Regions from separate parts of the Homo sapiens genome. Here region 1 is linked to region 2. A link is a contact called in ENCODE Hi-C or POLR2A ChIA-PET data. All regions are on one chromosome and are shown on one strand. The core of a region is the stretch at or near the end of the contact, and the rest is flanking DNA. Distances in the headings are between cores, read along the strand shown.

What was found. Hi-C counts contacts between places; a loop is a spot of excess contacts on that map. ChIA-PET counts read pairs that join two places held with the same protein, here RNA polymerase II (POLR2A). Pooled maps may share reads with other maps.
Region 1: a map of gastrocnemius medialis shows a loop between it and region 2 (2.3-fold over the local background). The contact joins the enhancer-like site here to the promoter of TMEM229B in region 2. A Hi-C loop is called at or near these places in 3 of 168 maps with a recorded cell type or tissue (Right ventricle myocardium inferior, cardiac septum and gastrocnemius medialis) and 2 of 50 pooled maps. POLR2A ChIA-PET finds 5 or more read pairs at or near these places in 2 of 52 experiments (OCI-LY7 and activated T-cell).

The regions. Positions count from the first base shown.
Region 1 is chr14:67,445,564-67,448,324 of GRCh38, forward strand. It overlaps a transcript of GPHN not described here. Among named protein-coding and RNA genes, the nearest start is that of MIR5694, 5.0 kb to the left of the region's middle. Within about 2 kb of position 1,293, at least 5 of the 41 ENCODE cell types and tissues checked have a DNase peak (open chromatin) inside an H3K27ac peak, as active enhancers do.
Region 2 is chr14:67,487,306-67,490,005 of GRCh38, forward strand. TMEM229B (transmembrane protein 229B) reads right to left here and starts at 1,416. Exons shown (of 3, transcript NM_001348543.2): 1 at 1,203-1,416. It also overlaps a transcript of GPHN not described here. RefSeq lists enhancers at 758-827, 991-1,490, 1,128-1,547.

The DNA.
Region 1 (2,761 bases), core at 43-2,542, 42 kb before region 2:
AAGAGAGGCAATTCTTTTTTTTTTTTTTTTTTTTTTTTTGAGATAGGGTCTTGCTCTGTCACCCAGGCTGGAGTGCAGTGACATGATCATAGCTCACTGCAGCCTTGACTTCCAGGCTCAAATGATCCTCCCACCTCAGTCCTCCTAAGTAGCTGGTACTACAGATGAGTGCCACTACACCTGGCTAATTTTTGTATTTTTTTTGTAGAGATGGGATTTTGCCATGTTGCCCAGACTGGTCTTGAACTCCTGAACTCAAGTGATCCATCGTCCTTGGCCTCCCAAGGTGCTGGCATTAGAGGCATGAGCCTCCCTGCTCAGCCTAAGGGAGGCAATTCACACAGCAGCTCATGTACTTCACAGTTTGCTTGTGGCTAATGTCAAGTCCTTTGTCTTTGGAGTCTAGCCTGTAAGAAACAGTTCAAAAAATAGGGCTTCCCAGGAAAACCAGATCTTTTGTTCATTTTAATGGCAAGATGGGAGGCCCAGATAGAGGGTCTGGAATATACAAACTCTCCCAGCTCTCATGGGAGGCAGATCCTCTGGGAGGATGTGAAAAAGAAGAGGCAGGACCAGTTTTAGCTTGGCTTTTTCCCTGATGCACTCGGCGCCTTTGGGCAAATTGCTCCCCTCTTGGGCTTCAGTTTTCTCATCTGTAAAATAAACAGTACCAGACTTGATGATTGCTTAGGTCCACCTGCCCCAAGAGCAGAATTCCATGGCTCTAAACTCAAGAAGAGTGCCCCCAGAGATTGTTAGGAGATCAGTAAATAGCTGGACACAAAGTTCATCTCATTGAATAACTATGAGTGTTGAATAAAGGAATATTTCAGGGAAGCCAACAGCCTCCAAATTACTCCTGCCCTGCCCCTGAGCCAGATGCATTCCATGAAACCAAAATCAGAGAAACAGAGTGATGAGGTGCTGACCTCCGGGTCAGCAGAGGCTGTGCTCCTGGTAGTTAGAAGGGTGTCCTGCCAAGCACGCCAGCCACTGCAGTCCTGGCTTCTCCCCAGAATGTCCTTTCCCAGGAGGGGCAGCACAGTCACCACCTACCCTTCTGATGAGCCATTAGGACACTGAAGCCCATTCAACGTGACATGGCGCAGAGCAGGGAGGGAGAGCCACTATGCTGGGTGACAGAATCAGGATTCAAAAATATGCCGCTGACTTGAAAGGTGGGCTGAAGCTAACAGGGTTATATTTAATAGGGAGAAATGAGGATCCTAAGCTCAGATCCAAAAAGATCAACTAGACCAGGGGTTGGCGAACTACCAGCTGCAGCCTGCTGCCTGTCTTTGTAAAAGAAAGTTTTTTTTTTTGGATCACAGCCACGTCCATTTGTTTGTAGGCTCTCTATGGCTGCTTTTACGCTGCAGTGGCAGGGTTGGGTAGTCACACAGGGACTACAGAGCCTAAAATATTTACTGCCTGGCTGGCCCCTAAATTAGATAAGGAAGTCCATATGGGGAGTGTCTTAGTCTGTTTACACTGCTTTAATGAAATACCACAAACTAGGTGGTTTATAAACAACAGAAATTTATTTCTCACAGTTCTGGAGACTGAGAAGGACAAGATTGAGGTATCGGCAGGTTCAGTGTCTGGCAAGGGCTCACTTCCTGGTTCAAAGATAGCACCTTCTGCTGTGTCCTTACATGGTGAGATGAGGGGATCTCTCTCAGGCCTAATTCACAAGGGCACTAATCTCATTCTCAAATATTCCACCCTCATGACCTAATCACCTCCCCAAGCCCCACTTCCTAATACCATCAGCTTGGAGGTTAAAGTTTAAACATAAATTTGGGGGGAACACAAACATTCACACTATAGCAGGAAGATTTGAATTTAAAGCAATTCAAGTGAAAAAGATAAAGAAAAAAAGAAGATGAAAGATTATTATTTAGCTTGCATTAATAGCATTATGATAGTAAGACAAAGACTGTGTTAGATAGGTAGGTCTCTTTTAGATGTAGGTGATGAAAAGTAATAGAAAACTAGCTCAGCACAGGAGGGATATATTGGGAGGGTGACCAGGAGAAGGCAGATGAGCCTCAGGACCACTTCTCCTATAGCCACTTCTCGCTTGGTACAGACCGGCTTCTGTGAGTGGCAAAAAAATGGCTATGGCAAGGTTCTCGTCACTAGTTTGCTCCTTTTCACCAATCTTGGTCTTTTCTATTTTTTCTCAGCACATGGAAAGATGATATGTCCTAGCCTGCCCTACAGTTAAGTGAGGCTATGGATTGAAATCTGGCGAATGTGGGTGGAAGTGAGCTGCATCACTTTCAGACAGTGGCCATTAGAGCTGGGGAGGCTTCTTCATGCCCTCGCCCACCCCTTCATTCCTTCCACTCTCTACCTTGCATCTGGAAGTGAAAGAGTAAGATGACAAAGCTTCAGAATAGCAGGATCTTAGATCCCTGAATCACCACTTGGGGGAGAGCTTCCCAGGAAACCTGCCGAACCCCATCAAATTTTGCATGAGAAAGAAATACGTTTTTATTGGATTAAGCCACTAACATTTCAGGTTTGATTCATTTCTTACCATAGCCCATTCTTTTTTTTTTTTTTTTTTTTTTTTTTTTTTTTTTTTGAGACGGAGTCTTGCTCTGTCACCCAGGCTGGAGTGCAATACTGCAATCTCGGCTCACTGCAACCTCCACCTCCCAGGTTCAAGCGATTCTCCTGCCTCAGCCTCCTGAGTAGCTGGGATTACAGGTGTGTGCCACCATGCCTGGCTAATTTTTTTTGTATTTTTAGT
Region 2 (2,700 bases), core at 166-2,665:
AACCTACCCCCTCCTCTTTGCATCCAGTTTGCTCAGGTCTGATTAATCCAGCCACAAAAGTCTGGGATGGTCCTGGACAATCCACATGTCCAGGGTTAGGACTTAGGGCTTCTTGCCTAAATGTGTGAACACTTGTGAATCTGAGAGGGGATATAATTTTAGAATCCAGCTCCATTCTCATTCAGCTTCAAATTACATTCTCACCTTCACCCTGTAGTGGGTACATCTGTTCTCAAGGGCGGTCAGAACCTCATGGAAGGCAGACAATGTAGGACATTCGTTTCAGCACTTTGAAAGCAGAGAACAACCACTCGTGCAGAAAAACAAAATGTGTGCTAAACCTTTCTACGTACTATTCTACCTCTCTAATATTTATTCATCTCATTTTATTATTTCACCATTATTATGGTTGAGGCCCTTCCTATGAACATCAGTAACCAGCTACAAGCTAATACAAATCTTACTTTATAATGCCCTTTGCCATGTACTTTAAAAAAAAAAATCAAGTAGAGACGGGTCTTGCTATGTTGACCAGGCTGGTCTCAAGCTCTTGGCCAACCCTCCCACCTCAGCCTCCCAAAGTGCTAGGATTATAGGCGTGAGCCACTGTGCCTGGCCAGCCATGTACAGCCATGTTTTTACTACTATCCCTAAGACTTGACTATTTAATGGAGATTCCAACATTTTTTGTTTTAATATGAAAGTGCTAAAGCTTCCCTGAAAACCCCCTGGATACAACACCATCTGCATATGCCCAAGGACAGCACTCAGGCCCAGCATGGCCCTCTGGGACAGCCCAGCCACTCAGAAGCTGAGAACAGTATGTGGCTGGGGGTGGGAGCTGGCACTCCCCTGTGGATGACCAGGCAGGATGGACCAGAGGTGCTGGTCTGTGCTGATGCCCATGTCCACCTTCCCCACTCCCCTCTGACCACCAGGGTCTCTGAGTAGAGGCCGCTTGGGCCCTTGCTCAAGCTGACAACCTGTGAGGCAGCCAGGCAGCCGAGGAGAAGTGAAAGGGCAGGAGTGGGGGAACTGAAACTCACTGTATGGTGTGGTTTTGGGGGGTGCCCCCCTGGGTCTCCCCCCGGGGCCTCTGCACTGAGAGCATCACAGTGGGCTGCTGTGCTCAGCCTTGCCTCCCCCTCCCCAGCTCCTTCACAAACGGGACCCTCCAACCCTCCCTGATCTGTCCATCTTACCGGCTTCTTCCAGCCTGCCGGATGGCGGACAGGGGTCACCTTGACACGTACCTATCACCTTGAGGAAAAGGTTTTAACGGAGCATGTCCGAACCCTCTGGGACTCTCTCTCCACCAGCACCACAAGGACCATGTGCCTGGGGAGTTCAATCCCACCTGTGGAGACTTCTCCCCACCCTAGGCCCTCAGCCACATCCACGGCACAAGTCAGAACTAAAACAGAAACAGAAACCAAAGACCACATCCTGCCGGCACAGCCTGCGGGTTACTGCAGCCAGCTCTGGGAGCCCACTGCCTGCTGAGGTGCAGCCCTGGCAGATGAAGCCCCAGCACTCAGAAAGGCTCCTTTTGAGGGCAGTGTCCCACCAGACACCTCCCACTTCCTGGTCTGCAGGCTTTTTCCCCAGGAAAAACTTAGTTGCAGGGAGGATGAGATGATGGTGCACCTCTCCCTCCAAGTGCATAAGCTGTCCCTAGGCCTCACTGACACTCCCTATCCCCCAAGAGTAGATCCCAGGGGACAGGGGACATGAGGCTCCTTTGAGGACTGCAGGACCTGAACCAGAGTTTCTTGGAACATATGAATGAATGATGAGCCCTTATAGCAACTAACATATGGATGGAACTTAGATCATCTCTCATGATTTTCTCAGGCTCCTGAGGGGCAGGAAGGGCAGAAATGGTCACCTCTATTTTAGAAATGAAAACACAGAGGGTTCAGGACATTAAGAGATTTGGCCAAATCCAAACATTTGATTCAAATCCCAGTCCTCAGCCTCCAGAATCACCCTGTCCCCATACAATGTGCCTTCGAACTGCTTCCCACCCAAATCTCATCCTTAAGGCACATGTCTGCATGCAAGGGTCTTCAAGTCAGTGTAAACTACTTAGTCCATTCCAAGTAAGCTGCTTATTTTGCAAACTTATAGCTGAGTTTGTCCATGCAGCTTCTGGTCAATATGCCTGAGACGCTGCTGGGAGCGTGAAGAAGCAGAGACCACCGGCCTGTTTCAAGCACTGTCATCTCTCCTGCCCTCCTCTGCAGCCACCATTCTGACTCCTTCTTCCAGACCCTGCTCCCTCCTCACTCCTTTGCGATGCCGTCCCACAACCTCCAGGTCATTCCATCACTGATGTTCCCAGGGGGATCTGACCATCCTTCAACTGAAACATGTCATCCCATCTTAAAATTCTTTCTATGTAGCCGGGCGCGGTGGCTCACGCCTGTAATCCCAGCACATTGGGAGGCCGAGGCGGGCGGATCACGAGGTCAGGAGATCGAGACCATCCTGGCTAACATGGTGAAACCCCATCTCTACTAAAAGCACAAAAAATTAGCCAGGTGTGATGGTGGGCACCTGTAGTCCCAGCTACTTGGGAGGCTGAGGCAGGAGAATGGCGTGAACCTGGGAGGCAGAGCTTGCAGTGATCTGAGACCACGCCACTGCACTCCAGCCTGGGCGACAGAGCGAGACTCCGTCTCAAAAAAAAAAAAAAAA